2 separate regions of the Homo sapiens genome follow, and region 2 is linked to region 1. Evidence: chromatin contacts called from ENCODE Hi-C or POLR2A ChIA-PET data. All regions are on one chromosome and are shown on one strand. Each heading gives the region's core, a stretch centred on a gene start or an enhancer-like site at or near the end of the contact. The rest is flanking DNA. Distances are from core to core; before and after follow the strand shown. Region 1 overlaps AMMECR1 (AMMECR nuclear protein 1). Region 2 overlaps RTL9 (retrotransposon Gag like 9).

Region 1 (5,684 bases), core at 2,669-5,168:
CAAAAATTCACTAGAAAAAAATGCTCTAAAGCTGAAAATGTGGAAAAAATTAGGTCATAATAATATAAATGGACTGGATATTCATAAAAGGCACCCTTATTGAAAGGATTAAAATACTTATATAACATTTTTATTCACTATAAATTCAATACATGTTCACTATAAAAAATTCTAGAAAATACAGAAAAGTAGAAAGGAGAAAATAAATATCATACACAATCTCACTACCCAAAGAAAATGAAAATGTATAATGTTTCCTGACACTCTTTCTATGGAAATATTTTCACATTTTTAGGATCATACTGTATGGTTTTGTATAGTTTTGTTTTTCAACTGAATTGCATAAACATTTTCCTATATGGTTAATACTCTTCAAAAATATTTTAATGGCCCCATGGTACATCATATAGGTAGACCATAATTTAGGCAACTATTTCCTTGATAAACTGTGAGGGACATCTTTATTTATTAAAGTTTATCAAGATCTCAGTTTTATTTTCTAAGGATATTTAAGAAACTGAATTACCAGATCAAAGTGTATGAACATTTTTATAGCTCTTGATGCATTTTACCAAATTGCTTTCCAGAAAGAAAGTGCCACTAAAAAGACTGACTTCACTGAGTTAAAATTTCAAGAATATTTATTTACAACCAGCACTTATGAATCATTTTAATTGGTGGCAGCTGCTTTAAATGTTCTCATTGTTAAACCAGTAAAACACCACAATGAAAACAGACTGTCTTAATTTAAGGTCAAACAGCAGTTATAGTTTAAAAATTAAACTCAAGTATATTTGCCTCATGGTAAGAATGGCTTCTTTCCAACTTGCAGACTCCCTGGTTCTTCAAAACTTTTAAAACACTTCAGTCAAAAAGAACTCATTCTACAGTAGTACACCATAAAACTAGAAGCATTTAAGGAGGCTGCTTTTTATGCTGTGTTTTGTTAACCATTGTATAGCTAAATACATATTTTGAAATACATCTCTTTTCAGTGTTCTTGATGTGACACTCTATAAGGCAACACATTACATTTAAAGGATAAATGACAAATACAACTCTAACAGTATTTGTTGTGAGACTGTTTCTCCGAAGGTGCTTTATTCCTAACAGGCTTCCTCTCCAATCTGTCTTTGTTTGGCCATGCCCTTACACTCCACTCGATCAGGGTTGCTCACAACCATACAAGAAAGCAAGATCTTAGTTCAAATAATGGAAAAGAAGGTAGAAACTGCACAGGGATGTCAGAGACAATGTTCCTTTCCTGGGCCATCTTCTCAATAACTAACTTTTTAGAAGGTCTATAAGGTCTACAAGGGGTCACTGATAGATACCACAATTTAGTAATCTCATGGCTTGGGCGAAAATTTAAAAGTGCTTTATTTTTCTTCACAGTACACATCACTACCCATTTGCTTATTTCCTATCCACTACAGCGTAAGCTCCAAGAAAACAGAGGTTGTCTTTTTGCACGGTCCTATTCCTATCCCCTGACACATAGTAAGGGCTAAATATGTTTGCTGAAAGAATAAAATAGGTTAATATAAAAGAGTGAATGAGAATACATCACACTAGAGAGTTTTGTTACAAGTCTAGGCCCAAGAAATACTGTTTTGGAATGTGTAGTATAGTCTAAGTATGGTGCACAAAATTTACATCAAAGGCATAAACAGCTTTCTCTGACCTCTAGGTAGAGTTTAAAACTCCCACACGTAAGAACTATCTCTTAGGAACATAAACATCTCAGAGATAAAATGAGGTGAAACCTAAGAAACATTTTGTCTTAGAATTCTAGTAATTTGAGAAATCATGTACCAGAACCTCAGATTAAAAAAAAAAATGTGGCATAGTTGGATAAAAGTGCTGGAATAGGGCAGGGAAAGGAGGGGTGTCAGAAGACTTAGGCCCAAAGCTCAGCTCCACTATCCATCAGTCAAAAGACCATGAAGGAATCATCCTATTCCCTTCATCCTTGGACACAGATATGCAAGATGGGGACTGCCTACTTGATGAACTGCTACAGGAATCCAAGGACGCTATCCATTAAAAAGTTCCTGGAAACTGCTAAGTATTATAATTCTGTCAATAAAGGTATAATTATTAATGCTATCATCATTTTGGGTCAATGAGACCTCTACTAGGTAGACGCCCAAAATTGTTAATTTCCTTTCTTGGATACCTTGAAGAAGTAGGGATACTCTGAGATTATCATTTTTATAATAAATATAATTAAGCAGGTAGTTCTTAAACGGATTCCATATCTGGAAAATGTAAGATTATGGTGCTGATGGGGTACACCATGAGAGATTATGCCTTGCTCAATCAAGTGTTTCAGGGCTTTAAGAACATCAAGGAGGAAAGCAAGCATTAACATTCAGTGAGAGCATATTATGATATTATGAATTAAGTACTATTAGGTGCTTTCATATGCATTTTCTTCTTCTCGGCAAGATTGGTTTACTTGCCCAAGACACTGTTAATATGGAGCAGACATGACACTACCAACCAAGGATATCTGGCTCTAAAGCAACAGAAAAGGTTTATCATCTCCAGCTATGAGTGAGCTGGCACACCATTTCCTTTTTTATTTCAGTCATTCTTATGGTTGATATATGGGTTAACAAAAAAAAAATGTTTATCCACTGTATACCATCAGGAACCAGACTAGCAGGAAGAAACTTCTGAGTCCACAAGGAAAAGGAAATTTTCAATCTGGGTAAGGTAGTTAAATCTGGCCTGTATGTGCAGATGTGTTATAAGAGACAGCCCATTTAAGCATGCACTGGATAACTGTTCAAAACATTTTTCATGTAAACTAAAGACATCTTTGGCAACCAGAAAAGTCAATTACTCATATTCCCCTTCTCTGGTTCAGGAATTTATTGAGAGAAGACTAAGGAAGTCTGCTATCCAAAAATACATACACCTAGGCCAAGTGAAATGCTCTGCCTGAAAATACCTAGAGAAATATCTGTTGTCTTAGTCTGTTTGGACTATTTACAATACCATAAAATGGGTAGCTCACAAATAACAAATTTATTTCTCATAGTTCTGGAGGCCAGGAAGTCCAAGATTAAGGAGCCAGCAGACTCAGTGTCTGATGCGGGCCCATTCCTCATAAACAACAACATCTTGCTGTGTCTCACACAGTGGGAAGGATGAATGAGCTCCCTTGGGCCTCTTTTATAAAAGGGCACCAATCCCATTCATGAGGGCCCCACCTTTGTGATCTAATCACCTCCCAAATAACCCCACCTCCTAATAGCATCATCTTGGAGATTAGAATTCAACATATAAATCTGGTGGGAGGTCACAAATATTCATACCGTAGCACCTGGTAAGGGTCTCTTTTCCTCCAAAGGAACAGAATACCAGAGAAAATATTTAATTAAAATAAAATGAGGCTGGGTGCAGTGGCTCACACCTGTAATCCCAATACTTTGGGAGGCCGAGGAGGGTGGATCACTTGAAGTCAGGAGTTTGAGACCAGCCTGACCAACATGGTGAAACCCCATCTCTACTAAAAATACAAAAATTAGCTGGGCGTGGTGGCACAGGCCTGTAATCCCAGCTACTCAGGAGGCTGAGGCAGGAGAATCAATCGCATGAACCCAGGAGGCGGCGGTTGCGGTGAGCTGAGATCTTGCCACTGCACTCCAGCCTGGGTGACAGAGTGAGACTCTGTCTCAAAAATAAAAATAAAAATAAAAAATAAAATGAAACTAGACAGCAAGGAAATGGCTCCAGAGGCAGGAGGGATTCAAAGGAAAAGCTGGTTAAGTCATGGTAGGACAGAACCAGAGGGGGGAAAAAAAGAGTAAGGCATCAAACTTCAGAACTAAAACTCTGAAGGCAAGAAATCATGATAGTTCCGTAGAAAGTCTCCTTCGAATATCTAGAATTTTTCCAGCTTTAGTCACCACAACTGGAAGGGAAGTTTGGTTTTGTGTTGCTCTGACAACACCTTCTTAGACTGCATGAATCTAGAAATCTTCCCTAGAGAAACCTAACATCAGGGTAGCTAAGGAGTTGTGGAGATTCCCACACTGTCTCCCCTTTTGAGGCAAATTTGCAAACTGGCAATTAAGACAGAATCTTAAGGTATCATTGATAGTTATAAGGTAAGGGCAGTGGCCATGAATGGCAGGTTCACAGGCACAATTCCTTAGCATATATTCTTCTCAAGCCATCATATACCAAAGAATGTGATCTAGGTGAAGCCAGAAGACAAAATTAGCCCACTCTTAAAATTCCTCTGACTTCTGTATCTATACTGGATGGTGGGGGAAGGTTGGGGTGGAGAGGGGGTAAACAATCTTAAAGGAACTATTCAGTCAAGCTTGGCCAAGGCCACACAAAGTACCAAAGAATGAATTACACAGGGGTCAGTCTGAAATTCATGGAGTTCTCCCAAGGTAGTCATCACCAGTGATGGCAACAGAAGTTGGAGCTAAGAAAATTCAAGCGTGAAAGCCATATGAGCTCTTCATATCCTTTAGGTCTTAGACTATCACCTCCTCAAAGAGACCCAACTACCATCCTTTAGACAGGGTTCTCAACCCATCTAAAGTAGAGGATAGCAACTCTGTTGTTCTCTATGGCAATCCCTGTTCACTTATCCCAATAAAATTAGTCATCTGTCCCACTAGACTATAAGCTTTATGAAAACAAAGACCCTGCCTAACCTTTTCATTATTATATCCACAGTGCTTAGAACGGTGCCTAGAACACCATAAGTACTGAATAATGATTTGCTGAATAAAAAATAATTAGTATGTAACAATGACTCAAAGTGTGGTCCCTGGACCAGCAACGTTGGCATCACTGGGAACTTACTAGAAATTAAGTCTCAAGTTTAATTTTACACACTTAATTCTCACACTTACTGAATCAGAAACTGGGAGTAACAAGCCCTTCAGGTGGTTTTCATGCATTCTCAAGTTTGAGGACCAGTGGTATACAAGAAGAATGTATAAAAATTCATCTACCAAGAGTATAGAAATACTTATTTCCTGGTGGTACCAAGTAAAAAGGTGAAATTTCTTCTATAATGGGGTTGGAGTCATTGGTAGTTCATCCACAATTCTAAGCCTGGTATGTACACAACTAATATCTTATTGGAATGTAGCAAGGATTTCCAAATGCAGAATCTTGAAAAACTCAAACTCTCTAAGTATATTTCCTTATCTGTGAAAAGGGAACACTACCAATCTCACAGGTGGTTAGGATTAAATGAGATTTTAAAAATATTTTACCCAACTTCTCATACATAGTAAACACTCAATACATGGTAGTAGTAGTAGTACTGCTTCTTACTGAATGTGTTTTCGGAGGCCTCTGAAGATGAGTATCTCACAGAACAGTTTTCAACCCCCAAGAGCACCCTGGGAAAAAAGAAAGTGTCCCATTTTTCAAAAGAGTACATCCTATTACCAAAATGCTAGGATACAAGTAGCTTTGTGAGAGTATAAGGATACACAATTTGCTGGACTCCAGAGGCAAGGAGACACCAAAGAAAAGAGATAAATTAACTCACAAAGGGTTAAAGTAAGTGTGGGAGATACAAGATGGGAGCAAAATCAGAGACTGCTGGCAGTTAGGATGGCAGGGTTGAAAGAGCAAGGCTATGCTGTGATGAACTGTTTTCAGTTGGCAAGAAGGAAGTCCTTATATGCCTGATGTCC
Region 2 (4,930 bases), core at 140-2,639, 120 kb after region 1:
CACATATTATATTTATTGGTGCCTTCCCAGAAAGCAATCTTTAGCTTAGGAGCAGGTAGCTCCCACGGGAGGCATGTAGGTGTTTCTGTGTTGTGGTAAGGGGAAGGGGTTGTCTGGGGGCCTCTATCAAGATACACCATGGAGGCTTCTCCTACAACCAAAGGGTGTTTGGCCCCTTTCTCAGATGGCTGAGGGCCCTGGAGTCAGATCAATAAGCATTTGAATCTTGGCTCTGCCATTCACTGATTGCATGATTTCCCACAGTTAATCTCAGTGAGCCTTCGTTTCCTCCCCTGTAAAATGGATCTAATAATAGTTCTCATCTCCTAGACGTGTTGTGAGGATGACATGAGATAACACACTTACGGTGTCCAGTACAAAATAAGCATGTAAAAATGTTAACTGTTCCCTTAAATCAATTTTTAGTAGTCTTCTGCCTCACCCCCATAACCATCCAGGTCTCTCTTCGCTTCCTTGTTTCTCTTTTCCTCTTCTCACCAACAAGTCTCTTTCTTCAAAGTCTCCCTTTCCTTTCCCAACTCCCTCCCACCAGTACGCTCAACCTTTGGCAACCCTCTGTCCCACACTTTCCAGGTCAATCCCAATTTCAGATAATCTCTCTTGATATCAAACTGCATGACCTGATTTGAATCGGAAAACAGAGTGAAACAGAGTCCCTTGCTCTGAGGAATGTTGCTATGGTCTATCTTAGATCAAGAAGACAAGAGCTGCCTTGGCAGCCCTACATCATAATCTGATGAGCATGAAGAAGGCTCACCTTGCCTATAAATATTTGTTTTTTGCCTATGAGTGATGCCAGAAACCGTCATGGTCGGCATACAATTCCTTTGAGTCAAATTGCAAGGTTTGTCTGTCAGGGTTGCCTTGGTAAGGCAGGGTTATTATTTATATCTGAGTGCAAATTCCTTGATCAGAGCCTTTCCTGTCAGGGAGAGGAGACGGAAGGGTTCCAGGGAGCCTACTCCCCACGGAAGAGGAAGGCTGTGCTAGCATGGATGGGGTATGTGAGTGTGGGAGCTCAGCTGACTGAGAGCTGTGTCCCCGGCTCCATTTTGCCTAGGGGCGAGCCCTGTGTGTTGCAACAGATGTGTGCTTTGGAATCACCAAGGTTGGGAAGCCAGGCCTCAGAGGGAGTGGCTGGAGGCTGATCTCATCCTGAAATGATGTGGGCTTGGATTCCCAGAGGGTGGAGAGGAGGACCAGTCCAGAGAGAAGGACATGCTTTTGGAGGGAGGTCTAAAGACAAAAAGAGGGCTTTAGTTATTTTTTGAGCTTAGGTGTAGGTGATGGTTGGGGGTAAGTGACAAAAGAAAATAGGTCCTGAAAGGGGGGTGTCTCCTTTCATGATTAGGAACAGAAGAATGAACTCAAGGACTGCCCCCTTTTCTTCAGGAAGCAAACAACTTCTGAGGGTGTGACAGGGTTCACTGGGTGTTCCCCTTTAAGGGAGGTTAGCCCCTACGTGAAGCTGCTTGGCTGGTAGAGGATAATTGGGTGTTCCCCAATCCAGATAAGCAGAAGCTCAGGTGCCCCTCCCTGTAGGCTTTTCAGCTTTCTTTATCACTTGCTAGGCAGGCCCTGCCATCCTTGGGAGTAGGTATGAGAGAGGGAGTTGAGAGGCCAGGCTTTCCCTGCCCCTGTTCTTCACAGAACACAGCTGAAAAAGGAAGGCCAGAGATGTGACACCCCCCAGCCCCAGGGATTCTACCACACATTGCAAACCTCACAGAGGATGCTTATTCTACAAAATTTGTGGGCATATTCATAGGTACTATGGAGCTAAATAATTTGAAAACAATAACAAAACCCATTTACTGATTATTTGGTTAATAAAGACCTCATTCCTTCAAAGTATGTTGCTAGGAGCCACTGAAAGTGGACTTGACCTGAGGAGCAGCAAGGAGCTTCCTCCTGCTGTATACACAGACACACACAGACAGACAGACAGACACACACACACGCATGCGCGCACACACATGCACATGCCCGGATCCTTCTCCAAACACGTCCATGATACCAGGGCAGCAGAATTGGGGCACATTAGAGACACAGGCTCTGCCCACATTCTGAAGCTCCCTGTCATTCCCAGGTCTTGGTGCTTGGCCAGACTCCCCTTACCCAGACTCATAGCCTCATAGCTATCATTCCAAAACCCCAAAAGCTCTGGAAACTGAGAGCCTTTGTACGTTTATGACAAACTCATTTGGCAGCGCAACTTGAACTGACATGAGGTTATTTATAGTCTTTATTTTTCACACCCTGTGTGAATATTCATGTGTTTTTGCTCCAGAAATATCAATGTACTTGATTACTGGGTACTGCCTCAGACCCCACTGGAGGTGATATATATGTGCTGTATACACCCAATCGCCTTTTAAAAGTCCAAAGCATTCTGAATTCCTTCAATTATACTAAGCCTCCCACTGTCTTATAATGATCTGTTTGGCATGTCTCCCTCATTAGCCTGTGAACTTCTTCTCCAGTGCTCAGCACACAGTCCAGCATGGGGTGGAAGCTCGACTAATGTTTTAGGAATGAAGAACGAACAGTCTTTAGTGATTCCGGAGACTTGTTGTCATGTTCTTTCTTACATCTAAACTAAAGTACGTCATGCTACCATTCGTTTATTCTGTGCCATCAATAGCGAGGAAGAACAGTTGGTCAGGCTCCTTCATTTTTTTTCCTCTTGAGGCTAAATCGTCCTTATAATCCTAATACCTTTAACCTTTTCCCCTAGATCCTCTTTTCCAATCCCTTAATCGTCTTCATTGCTGTCTTCTGAAGTCTTTACAGGTTCTTTCCTTCCGAAATTGTGGCCTAGTGCTTAGGATAGGGCTGCAAAGAGCCCAGCTATTACACATAATAGGCCTCTGGTTTCTATGGTGCTTTTCCGATCAGTTTCATTTGGCTGGGCTAAGAAGCTTTGCCTTTAAAAATACACTCGCAGGACAAACTCCAGGGGCATGAACAACTTTCACCTGAGCATGCTGGTTGGTAATAGGAAGGGAAAATAGCACTGTCTGATCATAAGAAACTGTAATTACGAAAGCTGAAAGCAACAGGTAACACATGCAGTAGGCACCTGTATACAAAAACCACTGTTGATAATTACGGTACCTCAGCCTATTATTTTTACCTTGGGAGAACCGGCCTTGTTTGTGCGCATCATGTGCCTTTTCTCTCATAAGGTTGCTAAAGGCCATTTCTGACCACTTCCCATTAAATTCAGGGAGTGAACCTGACTCTGTCAGGGTTGCTGAAAATCACCGGATTAAGTTAAACTCACTAATTAAGCCTGTTAGACTTCCTGTAACTCACGATTTTTCTTGGCATAAGTAAAAACATTTCACTCAGAGGCAAAATGTGTTATATTAATAACCAGGAAACAAGAAAATACACATAGTAGCATTTTCGGAAGCAAATTCTGTCATCCGCATTCTGTTGAAACGGCCATTGTCATTTCTCCTAATAGCCTAAAGTGTTTACTTTTGGGGTGGAAACTATACATACTGTGATGGAGATTCAGAGATACGCTTTTGTCAGTTAAATTCGAAAAATATATTCAGGTGTGCTTGTTGTGTCCCCCCCCCCCCCAAGCATGAGTCAGAGCCTTTCATGGGGTTTTGTGTAAATGTATTTTCTAAGAGGTGCTGTTGGGATTTTGCATACAGGTCATTCTTTTTAAAAAGGTCACGTTGCAATTTTTCTATCCTTTCTTGTGTTGTTATCCCTCAGGGAAGAAGATGTAGAATGCCAAATTGCAAAGGGAGCTTGTAAAGAGGGGAACATTAAAATTGGATAACCAAGAGCTCCCAGAGAGGGCCTCAATGGCTGAAAGGAGCCCCTTCTGAGCAAATGGGTAGCAGCGTAAAAGCCAAATTAACCTGGGAGGAGAAGGTATGGAACTTTTGGAGAAACACTTTGTTTACCTCACCATCTTACCATATCCAGCTGGCTGTTTCTCCAAGAATGTTAGTGCTCCAGAAGGGAGGGAAACCTGTCCCCACTGCTAATAGAAGAGGCTGAAATTTTCTTTCAGAGTTTCCAGATGTCCTTGGCAAATGCTAGCAATAGTCATTCTCTCTCTTTTAATAATTATAATAAGCTGCTTTTTAAGGGAACATTAACTGTGTGGTAGGCTCTATGCTAAGTGTTTTATATAAGGTATCTCTATTAATCTTCACTATGATCCTTCCAAAAAGGTATTGCTATTACCCTCAATTTCCATAGGAGGAAACGGGCCCAAAGAAGTTAGACAACCTGGGCAAGGTCACCCAGCTAGTAAGTGGAGGAGCCAGAACTTAAACGCAGATCCACCTGACACCAACACCTGGTTCTGAACCATGGTGTGCAAGTCCTTGTAAAGTCAAACAGTCTCTTTAATAAGCTTGACTATATTTTCTCTTTTACCAAATCACAGAACATCTGGTCTGCTTAATTTTATGAGACTGTAATTACAGCAATGAAAAGGATGTTAGCCTACTCTGAAAACCCTAGCTGAAGGGCTTTCTATTGCTTTGTTTAGAGATTTGTTCTTTTCTCTCCACCTCCACCCCCGACTCCCCAAATTGGATAGTAAGTTCTTCAAGGAAGGTTCTGGAAAGTGGTTTTTTTTTTTTCTTCAAGTTCTGTGTTACATGTGCAGAACTTGCAGTTTGGTTACTTAGGTATACAAGTGCCATGGTGGTTTGCTGCACCCATCTACCCGTCACCTACATTAGGTATTTCTCCTAATGCTATCCCTCCCCTAGCCCCCCACGCCCCACAGGCCCCGGTGTGTGATGTTCCCCTCTCTGCTTCCATGTGTTCTCATTGTTCAACTCCCACTTATGAGTGAGGACATGCGGTGTTTGGTTTTCTGATCTTGCGATAGTTTGCTGAGAATGATGGTTTCCAGCTTCATCCATGT

The links. Hi-C counts contacts between places; a loop is a spot of excess contacts on that map. ChIA-PET counts read pairs that join two places held with the same protein, here RNA polymerase II (POLR2A). Pooled maps may share reads with other maps.
Region 2: a loop to region 1 is called in a map of PC-9, with 8 times the contacts of the local background. The contact joins two enhancer-like sites. A Hi-C loop is called at or near these places in 1 of 168 maps with a recorded cell type or tissue (PC-9) and 4 of 50 pooled maps. POLR2A ChIA-PET finds 5 or more read pairs at or near these places in 3 of 52 experiments (OCI-LY7, PC-9 and activated CD4-positive, alpha-beta T cell).

What each region holds. Positions count from the first base shown.
Region 1 is chrX:110,280,438-110,286,121 of GRCh38, forward strand. All of the region lies in intron 1 of AMMECR1 (AMMECR nuclear protein 1), which reads right to left. Among named protein-coding and RNA genes, the nearest start is that of AMMECR1, 35 kb to the right of the region's middle. Within about 2 kb of position 3,919, at least 2 of the 41 ENCODE cell types and tissues checked have a DNase peak (open chromatin) inside an H3K27ac peak, as active enhancers do.
Region 2 is chrX:110,401,487-110,406,416 of GRCh38, forward strand. All of the region lies in intron 1 of RTL9 (retrotransposon Gag like 9), which reads left to right. It also overlaps a transcript of AMMECR1 not described here. Among named protein-coding and RNA genes, the nearest start is that of RTL9, 45 kb to the left of the region's middle. Within about 2 kb of position 1,390, at least 3 of the 41 ENCODE cell types and tissues checked have a DNase peak (open chromatin) inside an H3K27ac peak, as active enhancers do.